Linked DNA regions of Homo sapiens: region 1 is linked to region 2. The links are chromatin loops, found by intact Hi-C in ENCODE. Cell type or tissue: sigmoid colon. All regions are shown on one strand. Each heading gives the region's core, and the rest is flanking DNA. Links, peaks and the distances in the headings are about the cores only.

Evidence for each region. Peaks named below come from ENCODE experiments on the same cell type or tissue, not always from the same donor. Only the 100,000 strongest peaks of a DNase experiment are listed, where the experiment ranks them.
Region 1: it touches region 2 in a loop (2.0-fold over the local background); 16 of 110 quality-filtered maps call a loop at or near these places.

Annotation. Positions count from the first base shown.
Region 1 is chr16:3,852,935-3,861,267 of GRCh38, reverse strand. All of the region lies in intron 1 of CREBBP (CREB binding lysine acetyltransferase), which reads left to right. Among named protein-coding and RNA genes, the nearest start is that of CREBBP, 24 kb to the left of the region's middle. RefSeq lists a silencer at 1,197-1,381. In sigmoid colon, for the core only: no CTCF peak of the experiment used is centred there; a DNase peak (open chromatin) is centred at 3,747; H3K27ac peaks cover 1,548 bases.
Region 2 is chr16:3,798,056-3,806,388 of GRCh38, reverse strand. The region is part of intron 3 of CREBBP (CREB binding lysine acetyltransferase); the gene reads left to right. Among named protein-coding and RNA genes, the nearest start is that of CREBBP, 78 kb to the left of the region's middle. In sigmoid colon, for the core only: no CTCF peak of the experiment used is centred there; no DNase peak of the experiment used is centred there.

The DNA.
Region 1 (8,333 bases), core at 276-8,275, 55 kb before region 2:
GACAGAGTTTTGCCCTTGTTGCCCAGGCTGGAGTGCAATGGCGCGATCTCGGCTCACTGCAACCTCCCAGTGATTCTCCTGCCTCAGCTTCCCGAGTAGCTGGGGTTATAGGCACCTGCCACCACGCCCAGCTAATTTTTTGTAATTTTCAGTATTTTTAGTAGAGACAGGGTTTCACCATGTTGGCTAGGCTGGTTTCGAACTCCTGACCATAGGTGACCCACCTGTCTGCCTCCCAAAGTGCTGGGATTACAGGCATGAGCCACTGCACCCAGCTGTCCTTCCATTTTAGAGCTAAGGAGGGGTACACAGGGAGGCAGTAGCTGTGGTGACAGCTGTGATCTGAACCAGGGCTTGGTTGAGTACTCTTCTCACTACACCAGACTGCACTTCCTGTGTCCGTAGTGTCTAATTAGTAATAGATCAGTAAACACACCGAGAGCGTAGTGTGGCCTCCAGGTCATTTAACAATAATAATAACAACACTGTGAATCCTTCCACCACTCTCTAGATTCCTCATCTCTAGGAGTGAACTTTTCCAGGATGCTTTGCCCTTGCTGGATCAAGTTTTTTGTATGTAGTTTTTTTCCTTCAAATTTTGTTTTAATTAACAAATAAAAATTGTATGTATTTATCATATACAACATGATGTTTTGAAATATCTATACATTGTGGATTGGCTAAATTGAGCCAATTAACATGTGCATTACCTCTTCCTGTGTCCGTTAACTTAGAAATTAAAAATTCTTTTTGGAGCCACAGTGGCACATGCCAGCAGTCTTGGCTACTTGGGAGGCTGAGGCAGGAGGATTGCTTGAGTCCAGGAGTTTAGGAGTTTGAGGCTACAGTGAGCCATGATCACACTTGTGAATGGCCACTGCACTCCAGCCTGGGCAACACAGACCCCATCTCTTAAAAAAAATTCCTTTTGGAAGTTTTTCGAGGGTAGGTAAATAGGTGAATAAAAATGTTTAGCTTTTGAAAGATTTAATAGAAGCATTTGAGTAGTCAGGGCTATAGTACAAGTCTGAGGATGTAGGGAAAAATCAGGTTTCTCCTATACTCCTTTATTCCTATACTCAGTGTCAACAGTCGACACAGAACACCTCTGGGACCAGATTTGTGGAGATGCCCCCAGCCACACACACACACCGAGTAGGCACTCGGTGCTGCAGCAGACGCCAGCTGACAGGCAGATGGTGTCAGATCCCACGGTTGAGGGCTCAGTCCTCAAGACTGCCCCCGCCCCCCACCATTTGCAAGCCCCAAGTTGTTTTACCTGTGCTTCTGACTGGCTATAAATGGGGTTCCCACAAGCCCCTCCTTGGGTTCAATTAATTTACTAGAGCGGTTGACAGAGCTCAAGGAAACATGTTTACTGGTTTTTTATTGTAAAGGATATTATGAAGGATACCACTGAATATCAGGTGATAGGGCAAGGCGTGTGAGAGGGCCATGTAGCCTTTTTGCCCCGTCCAGGTGTGCCACTCTTCAGGAACCTCCATGTGTTCAGCTATCTGGAAGCTCTCTGAACCCTGTACTTGTGAGTTTTTATGGAGGCTTCATTACATAGGCATGATTGATTAAACCATTGGCCGTTGGTGATCAACTTAAGCTTTAGTATCTCTCCCTTCCCTGGAAATTAAGGATGGGCTGAAAGTCCCAGTCCTCTAATCAGTCATGCCTTGGTCTTCCTGGTGACCAGCTCCTGTCCGAAGCTACCTAGGAGCTGCCAGCCATCAGTCAATTCGTGAGCATACGAAAAGACATTACTGGTTGGGTGTGGTGGCTCACACCTATAATCCCAGCAATTTGTGAGGCCGAGGCGGATGGATCACCTGAGGTTGGGAGTTCTAGACCATTCTGGCCAACATGGTGAAACCCCGTCTCTGCTGAAAATACAAAAAATTAGCCGGGTGTGGTGGTATGCGCCTGTAATCCCAGCTACTTGGGAGGCTGAGGCAGAAGAATTGTTTGAATCCGGGAAGTAGAGGCTGCAGTGAGCCAAGATCGTGCCACTGCACTCTAGCCTAGGCGACAGAGCCAAAAAAAAATAAAAATAAAAAAATAAAAAATAAAAATTCTATTTTGGAGATTCCAAGGATTTTAGGAGTTGTATGCCAGGAGACAGGGTGGAAGACCAAATACATAGTCACAGTATTACAAAAGTAATGCAAAAGACAATCTAAAGAAACCATGAAAAAAAAATCTAAAGAAAGGAGACCTTTTTCACAGGAAATAGGGATGTGAGAGAGAAATTAGGAGTGGGTGAGGAAGAGAAAATATGTGTGGGAGGGAAAGCAGAGAAGTATGAACACATCACAAAACAGCATCTGAACTCTTACATGCTTATTTCTTACACTACTGTTGCTCATCCTACATTATGCCATTTAATCTGTGTATCAATTCTAGGGTTGGGGTTCATTGATGCTGAGTTTGTAGCCAAAGAGTGAAATATACTTGGGTGGTCCCCTAAAAGGTAAAGAGGGCAATAGGAAAAAGTCTTAAAGAGAAAGATGACCCAGTGTAATATTTCTAGAGAATTCGTTATTGTTTCTGTTTTCAGAAAGTAGTAGTAAACATTAAGATTACTGCTTTATATCTTTGACTAGACAAGCAGCTTGTTGATACTGTGTATCCTCTATAATGTGAGCACTCATTCAGCACGTGGGTTTATTGAGTGCCTAGTACATACGAAGCATTTTATGCTAGGCACTGAGTAGATAAGCAAGACAGGATCCCTGCTTTCAGGGAGCTTACAGCCCCACGCACGTTATAACGTGAAATTGTTAGCATAATTTTAACGCATTGTGTCTGTAGGAGCATAAAAGAGTTCTTATTTCCAGGAGAAGGTGTGATAGACCAGTCCTGTCAGTACAAATAATCTGGGGCTCCAAGTGGAATTCAAAGAAGAAAATAAGGTATTATGGAAGAGGAGGCTGTAGAAAACCTGAAGAAAGGTGTGTTTTGTGGATACTTTGGCTGATGGCTTTGAAATTTTTTTCAGATGAGGCTGTTTTCAAATGTTATTGGCTGCACAGATTGATTTAGCCACCCACCTGGTGTTTGATTCTAGTAGTTCATTCCTTGCTTAAGGTGAAATGCTGATTTCTGATCATCATTATTAAGAATGGATCCTGGAACAGATGTAGGTACCATTTGTCTTTCAGTGTTTAGGAGTGATCCCCACCTAACAGTCTGCATGCAGACCACCGGCTTGGGTTTCCTAGTATAGAAGTGAATGTCCTCTGTACCTTGCTTGGTAAACAGTTGCCTTTCCTGAGGCTGGCTGAGTTTGGCTGTAACTTTCTCCTTCCTAAGTCCCTACTATTTTCCTCATTCCTCACTGGGTCTTCCCAGCCTCGTATGAGTGTGATAGAAATGGGGAAATGTGTAGCCTCTCTTTTCTCTCATTTCAGCTTAATGAAAGGGGTAGCCTCCTGGTTGGCAGCCAGGAAGCTGCAAAAGGGAAAATTCCTTTCCCTAGCTATGGAAGTATGACAGGCAGTGTTCGCTATTTGATATCGGCTGGTGAAGTTTCCTTGAGGTGCAAATGCTCTGGGTGCAGGGTGCCCACAGTCTCCTTTTCTTTGCATTCTCCCGGGCCCCCTGGTAACGGTCAGAGAGAAGAGGGCTTACCTGGGACTGGATCGCTGTCAATCGTGAACCTTAGGAACTTCCGATGATACAGATTGCTCTTGCTTAACCCATGTGTTGGGACACTTTGGTGTGTAGAAAGCAAAGCTGTGTTGTGTTGCAATATCCTGGCCTGCCTCCTTCACTCCCCTTTGTCAGTTTTGCTGAACTAGGGAATATGGAAATGTGGTGACAGTGGTAAACAGAAGGGTGATGGTACGACTACGTGTGCGCCCTATCTTGCCTTTTAAAAAGCCACACCTGTATATTTGGTTTTACACATATTCATATGGTGAATTACAGAAGAAGAATTTGTCTAACTCTGCCTTCACCCAAACAGCTGGTATATGTATTTGGACTGAAATAGGATGAAAAAGTGGTCACGGTGGTCAGAGTGTAGCAGACCAGTGAAAAACAAAAACACTAGCCCAGGACATAAGCCCTGCTTACAACTTTGAAACTTGCCTGTGAATTTGATAAGAACTAGAATAAACCATAAATGAAAACTGATAGCTCTGAGAGTGGCAGGATGATGGGTGAAGTTTTTAACTCTGGGGCGTTGGTACCCTTGTTTTACAGGTGAGGGTATGAAGATGCAGAGATGAAGCAGTTTGCCTAAGGATGCAGGATTTCAACTCCTGTGCTCAGCTTCCAGCTGTTCTGTTCCCATTGTTCTACACTGAGGCCAGCCCTGCCCTGGGTTTCACTAAGTACTCTCTGAGTTTATCTGCTCTTCTGTGGCCTGGCCTCCCTCTCCTAGGAAGAGTGCTTAGGGATGTTCAAAATAGCCAGTTAGGTCGCCTTTTGCAGATTTTTCCAAACTTAAATATAAAATATTTGGCCCTTGTTTGCTTCTGGGTTACAGTGCTTGACACGGTCTCTTCATCCTCGCCCTGGACAGAAAGGAAGGAGAGCTGATCTCTAATGGTAATGGCTCCAGTTCCTGGTTTAGATGAAGTTTCATTTTCATGCTCATCAGTTAAGGAACACTGCATTTTTAAAAGTAGTTATTTTGGGCTGCAGTGGCTCATGCCTGTAATCCCAGTGCTTTGGGAGACTGAAGTAGGAGTATTTCTTGAGGCCAGGAGTTTGAGACCAGCCTGGGCAACATAGCAAGACCCCATCTCTACAAAAAAAAATTTTTTTAATTAGCTGGCAAGCCTGGGAAACATGGCGAAACCCTGTCTCTCCAAAACAGTACAAAAATCAGGTGGGTGTTTTGGTGCAGGGCGGAAGCTGCATTGAGCCTGCAACTTCACTGCACTCCAGCCTGGGTGCCGGAGCAAGACCCTGTCAAAATAATTATTTAATTAATTCATTAATTAAAAATAAAATAAAAAATGAGCTGTTTGTGGTGGGGCACACCTGTGGTCCCAGCTATAGGGGGCTGAAGCGGGAGAATTGGTTGAGTCCAGGAGTTTGAGGATACAGTGAGCTGTGATTGTGCCATTGCACAGAGGTGACAGAGCAAGACCCTATCTCTAAAACATAAAATAAAAAATAAAATGTTGTTATTTGGGGGGGTACATATTTTCTTTTTTCCTTTTATTTGTAGTTGACATGTGATTGTATATATTAAGGGGTTACAGAATATTTTGTAACATGCATGCAATGCATAATGAGCAAATCATAGTAATTAGGATATCTACCACCTCAAACGTTTATCATTTGGGTTGGACAAAAATATTTATTAAGGAGTACCGAGTAAATTTGTGTGTGCAGGTGGACAAAGCCTGGAGGGCAACAAACAAAACAGTAGTTATGATAGAGAGGACTTTTTAATACATATTTAATAAATATTGTACAGTTTGTGTCTGGACACCTCAGTGAATCTCCAAATTTAGGATAGCAAAATAGCGTAAAAACTATGGATTGGAACCCTCAGAAGCATGTTGAGACCTATTTCACCAGGTACAGGCCCTGTGCCCTCATGGAACTGTCTGCTGTATCCGGGATCAGATTCCTTTCTCTTCAAAATGACATGCCCTGTAACCATGAGGAGGTACCCCAAATTGAAGGACCTTCTACAATAACAACTGGCCTCTATTCTTCAAAAATGTCAGTTATGGCCGGGTGCAATGGCTCACGCCTGTAATCCTAGCACTTTGGGAGGCTTAGGCGGGCGGATCACCTGAGGTCAGAAGTTCGAAACCAGCCTGGCCAACGTGGCGAAACCCCGTCTCTACTAAAAATACAAACGTTAGCCGGGTGCGGTGGTGCACGCCTGTAATCCCAGCTATTCTGGCTGAGGTTGGAGAATTGCTTGAACCCGGGAGGCAAAGGTTGCAGTGAGCCTGGATCGTGCCACTGCACTCCATCTAGCGTGGGCAACAGAGCAAGACTCTGTCTAATAAACAAATAAGAATAAAATGTCACTTACGAAAGACAAAGGCCAGGGAACCTTTGATCCTTTTTCGATTAAACAAGGTGACAAAGACATGACAATTAAATGCACCATGATCCTGAATTAGATCTTGGATCTTGTAATCTCATGGCTATAGGACATGTCATTTTGAAGAGACAGATGTGTGATAAAGATCATTATTGGGACAACCAGCAAAATTTGAGTAAGGGCAGTATATTCAGTATTGTATCAGTGTTACATTTCCTGAGTTGCACATGCATACTGTGATTATGTAAGAGGATGTTGTTAGGAGATACGTACTGAAGTACTTAGGAGAACAGTGTTATTTCGTCTGCAACTTACTCTCAGTCTCGGTTTTTCTTCAAAAACTGTTACATGCATGTACACACTCCTAAATCACATCTCATTCCTTACAGACAGGTGGGAAGATAACAAGTGTGTGTTAGACGTGGTTTTCTAGACTGACAAGAGGGACTGGTCTGTTCTGCAGGGGCAGCCCAAAGAAAGTCTTCATAGTTGCTGTGTTTAATCTGAGTGGGAACTGAGGTGAGTTTTAGAATGAGAGATTCAAGAAGAAAGATTCCCAATGCCTGTGCCAGCTCTCAGTGTTGTGGCTGGAAAGTAGGGGGCATCTGGTGTTGTCCTGTAAAGGAAGGCCAAGAAGATAGCCTCACGTGCCATGAGAAGGTGTTTGAACTTCTTCCATAGACATGATGGGTCTGTTAGGGTTAGGGTGAGGTTAAACTCCAGCTAAAATGGCTTAAGTGATAGTAAGTGTATTTTCTCACATAACATGAAGTTTGAAGGTGGGGAAGTACTAGGGTTGCATCACTCAGCAGTTCAGAGATGATCTCCCCACCCCAGGTGTTTATGTTTTTGGCTACAGCCATCCTTAGCATGCAAGTGGTGTCTGCTCTCCTGGCTACAGGGTGATTGTCACCTGCCCATGACGAGATCTGGTGAAGAAGAGGAGGGAGATTTCTTTCTGAGCATCCATTGCTGTGAGGAAGGAACACCTTTTCCACAATGGTCCTGGTTCAGTGTACCTTCAGATTCCCTTAGCTGAGATTGTGTCACTTGCAAAGGGGAACGTGATCGTGGTGGTGGGCTTATCTGGTTACTCTCCCTCCTGTGGCCAGGGAACGTTCCTCAGAGGAACCTCCCAGGCAGCCACTTCAGATCATGTGGGTGTTGCCAGCAGCATGGGGCCAGGGGTATTGGGTGAGCAGACATTAGGGTCTGCCACCATGCAGAAAAAAGGTTTTAATTTTCTTTTCTTTTTCGTGTGTGTGTGTGTGTGTGTGTTTGTTTGTTTGTTTGTTTGTTTTTGAGACGGAGTTTCGCTCTTGTTGCCCAGGCTGGAGTGCAATGGCGATATCTCAGTTCACTGCAACTTCCACCTCCCAGGTTCAAGCGACTCTCCTGCCTCAGCCTCTCGAGTAGCTGCAATTACAGGCGCCTGCCACCACGCCCAGCTCATTTTTGTGTTTTTAGTAGAGATAGGGCTTCGCCATATTAGCCAGGCTGGTCTTGAACTCCTGACCTCAGATCGTCTGCCTGCCTTGGCCTCCCAAAGTGCTGGGATTACAGGCATGAGCTACCGTGCCTGGCCGATGTATGGTGTTTTTTGTTTGTTTGTTTTTTTGAGATGGAGTCTCACTCTGTTTCCCAGGCTGTCATCCAGGCTGGAGTGCAGTGGCGCAATCTTGGCTCACTGCAAGCTCTGCCTCCTGGGTTCACGCCATTCTCCTGCCTCAGCCTCCAGAGTAGCTGGGACTACAGGTGCCTGCCACCACACCTGGCTGATTTTTTATATTTTTAGTAGAGACAGGGTTTCACCGTGTTAGCCAGGATGGTCTCAATCTCCTGACCTCGTGATCCGCCTACCTTGGCCTCCCAAAGTGCTGGGATTACAGGCGTGAGCCACCGCACCCGGCCTGATGTTTTAAAGTATTATACAGCCGCTTATTAAACCTCCTGTTATGGATAGCAGTAATAATAATAGACAGTACTTAGCATTTACCACCCATAGGCACTGTTTGTTCTCAGTCGTGTTTTACACTTACTTATTCATTTGGTCCTCACAACAGCGTTATGAGGTGTAGGGGCCATTGTTACCCCTAGTTTCCAGATGAGGAAACTGAGGCAAAGAAAGGCTGAGTAACCTACCAAGGTCACATCACTAATGAATAGGGAGCTGGAGGCAGAGCTGGTGTCCAGTGTGGGCAGCCCCAGTATAGAGTCTGTAACCACTAGGAAAAACTGCCTCTGGGTATTTTTTGTGCTTTTTTTTTTTTTTTGGATGCTACAGATAATACTAAGATGAACATAT
Region 2 (8,333 bases), core at 124-8,123:
TTATTTAAAATTGCTCATGAGTGATGTTACGATTTGTTGTGACTGAGTTTCAGAATTTTGGAGTGGAGGTTGTGGACAGGGCCCACGGCAGCTGCTGATCTACGTCTCTGAATGGAAGGGTGGTGTGGCTGGAAGACTGTGTAGACGGGAGGATGGGAGAGTGGTCTTCTGTGTCCTGCCAGAATATCACAGCTGCGGCAGTGACACTGGTAGCACCTGAGCGGCAAGCCATGTGCTAGGATGCCCTCCAGGGCCCCCTGTGTCCAGGGGTTCATTCCATTGCTGTGTCTCAGCACCTGTCCATGGCCCCACCTGCATCCGAGTGACTGGCAGTTCCTGGGCCTCACCCAGTCCTCCCGATTCACAATCTCTTAGGACGAAGGTGCAGAATCTGTGTCTTGTAGTCACTCTTAACTTGTGAAACTTCAGCTTTTTTCTTTCTCAATTTCCCAATTCCACCTAATTCCCTCTAATTATAACTCAGATAATTCTTAAATACATGGGCTTGCGGTTCTTTGTGTTCTGCTGGAACTCGTGGTTTTACATGAGCTGGTCTAGTGATTCTGATGTGGAATAAAGATCATGAAAGCCACTGTCCACTGACACCATGAGCCATTGGCATTGTGACCAGCTGTCCCACTGTGGAGTGGACTTACTTTGTTGGTCTTCATGTCCACTTTAGTACTTCAGAAGGCTTCACTAATCTTCCCCCACTCCCCAACCTTGTTTGTCATATTTTCATAATTTTCTGTCCCCTGTCTAGATTGTGATCATTGAGGGAGCAAGACTTAAACTGGCTGCATAGGGTTAAGCTTCGTGAACGCCAGGATCTCTCTCTGTTGTCGTCTTTGATGAGCTCCTCTTAGTTTTGGTTTCCTTGCACAAATGCCTGTGTTCCCTAACATTATACACAAGCTCCTTTCACTGCACAAGTAGAAATTGTAAAATCACTGCTTGTCTAATACCTCCCTCTATCCTAGGACTAAAGAGAGTCCTTACAGAGTTCTGTGGAGACGGCAGGTGAATAGTCATGTCATCTCTTTACCATAACAGTGTCTATAGAAAAATTACACTATGATTATGAATTGTGTCTCACTAATTGAACTGGAAAACGTGGGGAAGGTTTGGAAGTAAGCCCTTGTCTATAATTATTAGTGATTTAAGTGTTTGTGTATTCTTAAGAGTTTACATCTATTGACTCCATCTGTATCTTGAAGATCACTGAGAAAACATGTATGCAGGGCCTTCAAATGCCGCTAAGTATAAATCTTCTATTCAAACTTATCCCCGTTGGTTTTGGCAATAAGTATCAGCTGGGAAACATAATTTAAGCACAAAATAATGATACGTGATGTGTTGCAAATGAGAAGAAACTATAAATTGAGAGAAAGTAGCGAGTCCTTTGGTATTAGGGGTAGCCCCACATATTACAAGGCCTCAGTCAAGGTCATTTAACTTACTTTCCAGTATGGGTTTCCCATTAACCAGCAGTATCTTTTCTAGAGTCTGATTAGTATAATCCTTTCTTCAGCAAAACCTCCTAGGTGGAAGCATAAATCATCTCAAAGATACTCATGTAAAGTGGAGGCCTAGCCAGAAGGTTTTTTTTGTTTTGTTTTTTGTCTACACAAGATGTGCTGCATACTTACTAACAGCCAGCATTGCAGCCTCTGCCTGCCTGCTGGAAGTGTATAATGAGGATAGCAGGCATTTCTGAGAAATGAAGTGACTTTTAGAAGAACCGAGTAAATACACCGCAGTAGTCCTGCAAGAAGCAACAACTCAGTAAACAGCACAGGTCATGGGTCTGGGTGAGGTCAGTCGTAGCTAGCAGTAATGCGAATATAATACTTCACTTCCTCTGGAGCGGTGTGAGCTACATCAGTCTCTGCACAGCCCAAATCACCCTAACTTCCTTTTACCTTTTCCACAACCCTTTGAGATGGCCCTGAGGTTCACGTCACCAAAAAGACAGTCTGTCCAGTAACTAATTTGCCAAGTTATCAAAAAATTGTGTAAATTTTTGTTTATGTTCCTTTTTTTCCCTCTAATCCTTAGAACCTGTAAATGTCGTAAGTATTCTTGAAGAATACATATGTATATATCAACAGTATTCAAGAAGAGTATTCTAAAAACTTTAAGTTTTTAGTAAATTGGTAATTCTCTTGAACTTGGTCATTCGACTCCTGGTCTGGTCCAGCAGTCACTTTGACCGTAGGAATAGATCTGGTGCCTTCTATCTTCTATCTTGCAGGTTGTCTTTTTTGTTGTTTCTTTGGTTGGTTGGTCGGGTGATTTTTTTTTTTTAAGCTGGGGTCTCACTGTCACCCCATTTGGAGTGCAGTGGTGTAGTCTTCAGCTCACTGCATCCTCTTCCTCCCAGGCTCAAGCGATCCTCCCACTTCAGCCCCCGAGTAGCTTGGACCACAGGCACGTGCCACCATGCACAGCAAATTTTTTGTATTTTTTTTGGTAGAGACAGGTTTCGCCATGTTGCTGAGGCTGGTCTCAAACTCCTGAGCTCAGGAGATCCACCCACCTGGGCCTCCCAAAGTGCTAGCATCACAGGTGTGAGCCACCTCTCCCGGCCACCTTATAGGTTTTCTTTGTGCTGTAACAAGTAACTCCCACCCCTTCTAGGTAGAATGCTGGGTTCTGAAGGCTGTGGCTGTGGGTCCAGGAAGAGAGTGGGGAGGGAGTGGCAAGTCCCTCGCCCTTGGCCACATTTCTTACCCTGAGCCTTGGCCTTGGGCTCAGGCTTTCCTGCTCCCCTTAGCCATTTGCTTTCTACTTTAAATCACAGCTTTAAGATTACTTATAAATCATTCTGGATTATTTCCCTATTGAATTTAGATGTTTTGTTTTTTTTGTTGTTGTTGTTGTTGAGAGAGAGTCTCGATCTGTCGCCCAGGCTAGAGTGCAGTGGCGCGATCTTGGCTCACTGCCACCTCTGCCTCCCAGGTTCAAGCTATTCTCCTGCCTCAGCCTTCCGAGTAGTTGGGATTACAGGCGCCCGCCACCGCACCTGGCTAATTTTTGTATTTTTAGTGGAGACAGGGTTTCGGCATGTTGGCCAGGCTGGTCTTGAACTCCTGACCTCGTGATCCACCCCCCCCCCCCCCCTCCCCGCCGTCAGCCTCCCAAAGTGCTGGGATTACAGGCGTGAGCCACCTTGCCCGGCCTGAATTTAGATCTTAAATTTTAAGATAATCTTATTTTTTTAAAAAAAATCAATAAACACAAAGCAAAAAGAAGAAAACACAAGAAACATTTCCTCTATGAAAATAGCTATGTTGTGTTTCTTACCAGTTTATCACCTCTGAGGTGATTATCGCTTCTTCCCAGGTTGGCAGCTGTGTACATTTAATGAGCATTTTCTTTGTTTTATGGCGCCACAGCTTTGCATACCCAGCTGTTGTAGGTCCTTATGAGGGAACCTGAGCAAGTGGTTATTGCAGAGCCAGCCCTTGTTCTGCCTGATGTTCGCTTTGGTATCGTTTTCTGATTCTAGGTGGAGGTTGTGGAGGAGTCAGGTTTCCAGGTGGGTGGGGGAGTATCCGAGGAGCATAGGTTTGGACCCTGTTGCGATGTGGAAGGTTGAGGACGAGCAGCAAGAATCCCAGCCTGGTGTGGATCCGGGGCATTGGCTGCACAGAGGGGTGACACTGTCCTTCCTTGTTCTTTCTTGGTCAGTCTCTTGCTGTTTGGAACACAGGGTCCTTTGAAGACATGATAACCTACTCTTGGACACACAGTAAAAAATGACTTATTTTTTTGTGAGGAATGTGAGGATAAGCGTTATTATCCACATTCTGTATGCACATCTCTGTTATGTCCTTAGCATAGAATACAGGCACTATAGGAAAAATGGCATTGGGGCTAAATTACCCAAAACCTATGTAGCAATAACAGTCCTAATAAAAATGCATGTTAGATTCTTTTAAAATTTAAGGAATAGGCTGGGCGCGGTGGCTCACTCCTGTAATCCCAGCACTTTGGGAGGCCAAGGCGGGTGGATCACTTGAAGTCAGGAGTTTGAGACCAGTCTGGCTAACACGGTAAAGCCCCGTCTCTACTAAAAATACAAAAATTAGTCAGGTGTGGTGGCACACGTCTGTAAGTCCAGCTACTTGGGAGGGTGAGACAGGAGAATTGCTTGAATCTGGGAGGCAGAGGTTGCAGTGAGCCGAGATCATGCTATTGCACTCCAGCCTGGGTGACAGAGCGAGACTCTGTCACAAAAAAAAAAAAAAAAAAAAAAAAAAAAAAAAAAATTAAGGAATACCAGAGTAAATATAAAGAGTTTGCTTTTAAAGGTAGTTTGACAGTGGAGTATACACAGTGGTTGAGGCTGCCAATTATGTAATAAGCAACACATGCAAAGAGCCTGTGGCTAAACCGAGTGAAGATGATGGGTGGGGTGAGTGGGCTCAGTGAGCTTTGTGTTAACCTCCCTTTACTCAGTGGCTCAAAATAGTAACAGGCAGGGGAGACTAAGGTTTAAACCAGTATGGCTCTCACACCATACTCACCTCCTCCTTCCACATTACAAATTGCATGTGAAATGATCCTCGCTCCAGAAACACATATTGCATATATTTTAAGGCTTCTGACAGATACCATTATAGTGCTTTCCATCAAAAGCCATGTACCCGATTACCAGCATCACACCATCTTCCCAAGGCTAGGGACTGTTACCCCGTTCTTCTGTTTTTTTTTAGACAGAATGTTGCTCTTGTTGCACAAGCTGGAGTGCAGTGGCGCAATCTCTGCTCACTGACGCCTCCACTTCCTGGGTTCAAGCGATTCTTTTGCCTCAGCCTCCCGAGTAGCTGGGATTACAGGTGTGCGCCACCACACCCAGCTAATTTTTTATATTTTTAGTAGAAATGGGGTTTCACCATGTTAGTTAGGCTGGTCTCAAACTGCTGACCTCAAGTGATCTGCCCACCTCGGCCTCCCAAAGGGCTGGATTACAGGTGTGAGCTGCTGCACCCAGCCCACCCTGTCCTTTAATAGGAGAAAATGATGTCATCTTACTTTGATGAGCATTTCTCTCATGAGTAAGATTTAAAGTGCTTATGTTTAGAGACATAGGCATTTATTTGAGTTGCTTTGGTCCTGTTGTTCACCAGTTTTCCTGTCAGATTCTCTTAGAACACTTTATAATGCAAGGTGGTCAGCCCTCTGTGGAGGAGGGGCACAGAGAGCTGCAGGATTGGGGCTTTGCTGCTAGTTGGTTGGCTCATCACCCAGGCAAGGCCCTTTCCTTGGGGCCTCAGTTACTTCACCTGTCGTGTGTGGCTAGTCCCCAGAGTACTCTTCCCTCGGGGATGTGTGTGTCTTCAATGAACTGCTGTACCTTGGACCCTGAACACAGAGCCTGGCACAGAGTGAGGAATAAAGATGGACTGGGAGGAGAAAAAATAATAGCTCCATCATGATTTGTTTTGTCTTGTGTCTTTCAGATTTAATTTTTCCTAGTTCATAAATGGCCCTTACACTTGTTCCTAGTGATTTTAGTCATAGAAAGAATGCCAGTCTTTATGTAATCTAGCCTCTCACACCTATTTAATTGTACAGTCTTCTCCTGCATTGGAGTCGCCCATGGGGCTTTTGTTCTTTTTTCTCTTTTCTCAATGTTTTTGATTTTGTTTTTGTCTTTTTTTAGCAACAGGGTCTTGCTATGTTGCCCAGGCTGGGGTACAGTGGCAATTCACAAGCACAGTCGTGGGAGACTATAGCATTGATCTCCTGGGCTCCAGCAGTTCTCCCACCTTTGCCTCCTGAGTAGCTGGGACTACAGGTGTACCACCACTCCTGGCTTCTTAAATGTCTTTATTCTCATTGTAAAGGCACATATATGTTAATTTTGGAAAAATTGGGAAAAGTCTAAATTAAAAAAACAAAGCAGGCTCGTCTCTTAGGGGAAAAATGAGAGGATCTGTATTTTAAGAATTTTTACTGGAAGGCCGGGTGCAATGGCTCATAGCTATAATCCCAGCACTTTGGGAGGCCAAGGCGAGATAATTGCTTCTGCCCAGGAGTTCAAGACCAGCTCGAACAACATGGCAAGACTCTGTCTCTACAAAAAATTTTAAAACTTAGCTGGGCGTCGTGATGCACACTTGTCATCTCAGCTACTCAGGAAGCTGAGGTGAGAGGATCGCTTGAGCCCAGGAGGGTGAGACTGTGTGAGCCATGATTGCACTACTTCACTTCAGCCTGGGTAGCAGTGAGACCCTGTCTCCAAAAATAAAAAGAATTTTTACTGGTAATAGTGAGGAACACTGCTTTATGTTCTGTGACTAAAGCCTTTACTGCCTTTACGTAACAAAGTACCCACCTTAATTACCTTCCCATACTTTTACAATTTAATTTTTTATATTTAGTTCCTCATCATTTTCTTACTGATTCGTCTGATTTTGTTTTCTCGGGAATTTCCCCCCAAAATGGAATGCTTTTTGGTATTAAAATAGTAGTCACTTAAACAGCTTTTTGTTAAAGCATAAAGGTCTGCCTTATTGTTGTTAGTAATTCGTTGCCTTAAATAACAGTCATTGGATGTTTTCTCCCACAAATTCAGACAGGGCTTGGCTGGCCCATTCCCCTGCTCCACATGGCTTTGACAGGGGTTATTTGAGGTCTGCCTTATTTTTCATGGGTGCCTCTTGTTTCATTATAAGTCTGTAGCCATAGGATGTTTAATTAGTCCACCTTTAATAGACATTTAGAATTTTTTCCAGTTTTCAATATTTAATCAGAATGTGATGCATTATCTTTGCACACATATTTTAACATACTTGTCCAATTACTTCCTTAACAATGAATCATGAGAAGTGGAGTTACTGTCAAAAGAAATGCATGTTTTTCTTTTTGATACATGTTGCTTTCCAAAATTACACCGAATTGCCAGAGTACTTGAGAATTGCCATTTCTTTATATCCTCATCAATACCAATTAGCATTTTTTAAATCTTGGCCATATAGATAGATTAAACATGCCTCATTGTTTTATTTCTATTCCTTTAGTGATTAGTAAGAACTTTTTAAAAACAGCTTTTTAAGATATAATTCATGTACCATATAGTCCTTGCTTCAAGTGTACAGTTGAGTGGTATTTAGTATATTGTGTAACCATCACCACAGTCAATTCTGAAACATTTTCACCACTCCAAAGAGAAACCTAGTACCATTAGCAGTTATTCCCCATTTCCCCTGAACCCCCATCTCCAGCCAACCGCTAGTCTTTCTACCCCCATGGATGTATCTATTCTGGGCATTTCCTAGAAATTGAATCACAGAATATGTGGTCTTTTGTGACTGGCTTCTTTTACGAAGCATGTTTTCGGAGTTCATGTTGTAGTATGTGTGGTTACTTCCCTTTTTACGGTTGAATAATATTCCGTTTTGGTTATACACCGTGTTTTGTTTTTCCCTTCATCACTTGATGGGCATTTGAATTGTATCCACTTTTTGGCTATTTGTAAAAGGCTGTTGTGAACATTTTTTACAGTTTTCGTGTGAACGTGCATTTTCAGTTCTTTTGGTTGTATACCTAAAATAGGAATTGCAGAGGTCATGTGGTAATTTTATGTTTGACCTTTTGAGGAATTGCCAGACTGTTTTCCAGAGTGGCTGCTGCCTTCTACATTCCCACACCAATGTATGAGGATTCCAGGTTCTCCACGTCCTGGCCACCCTGTTGCTATTGGTTAGCATTTGACTTTTTATTATAGCCATGTGGTGGGTGTGAAGTGGTATCTCACTGTGGTCTTAACTTGCATTTCCCTAATGGCTAATAAGGTTCAACATCTTTTCATGTGCTTATTGGCCATTCGTGTATCTTCTTTGCATAAATAACTGTTCAGAGCTTTCACTTATTTTTTAATTGGGCTATTAGTCTTTTTATTACTGAGTTGTAAGAGTTTTTAAAATATGTTCTAGATGCAAGTGCTTTATCAGACCTATGATTTGCAAATATTTTCTCTTTCACTTTCCACTTTCACAGTTCATTATTTTGTAATGGTATCCTTTGAAGCATAAAAGTTTAATTTTTTATGAAATCAGTTTATTTTTCTTTTATCACTTGCACTTTTGGTGACGTAGTAAGAAACTGCCTAATCCAAGGTCGTGAAGATTTATTCTCGGTTTTCTTCTGTGAATGGTACGATTGTCACTCTTACGTTGAAGTGTTTGCTCCACCTTGAGTTCATTTTTGAGTGGGAGGTAGAGAGGAGGCTGCCTGCATCCTTCTGCCTGGGCTGTCCAGTGCCTGTGCTCCTCCTCATTGTCATTGAGAAACGATCCCTCCCTCCCTTGTGTTGCCTCAGC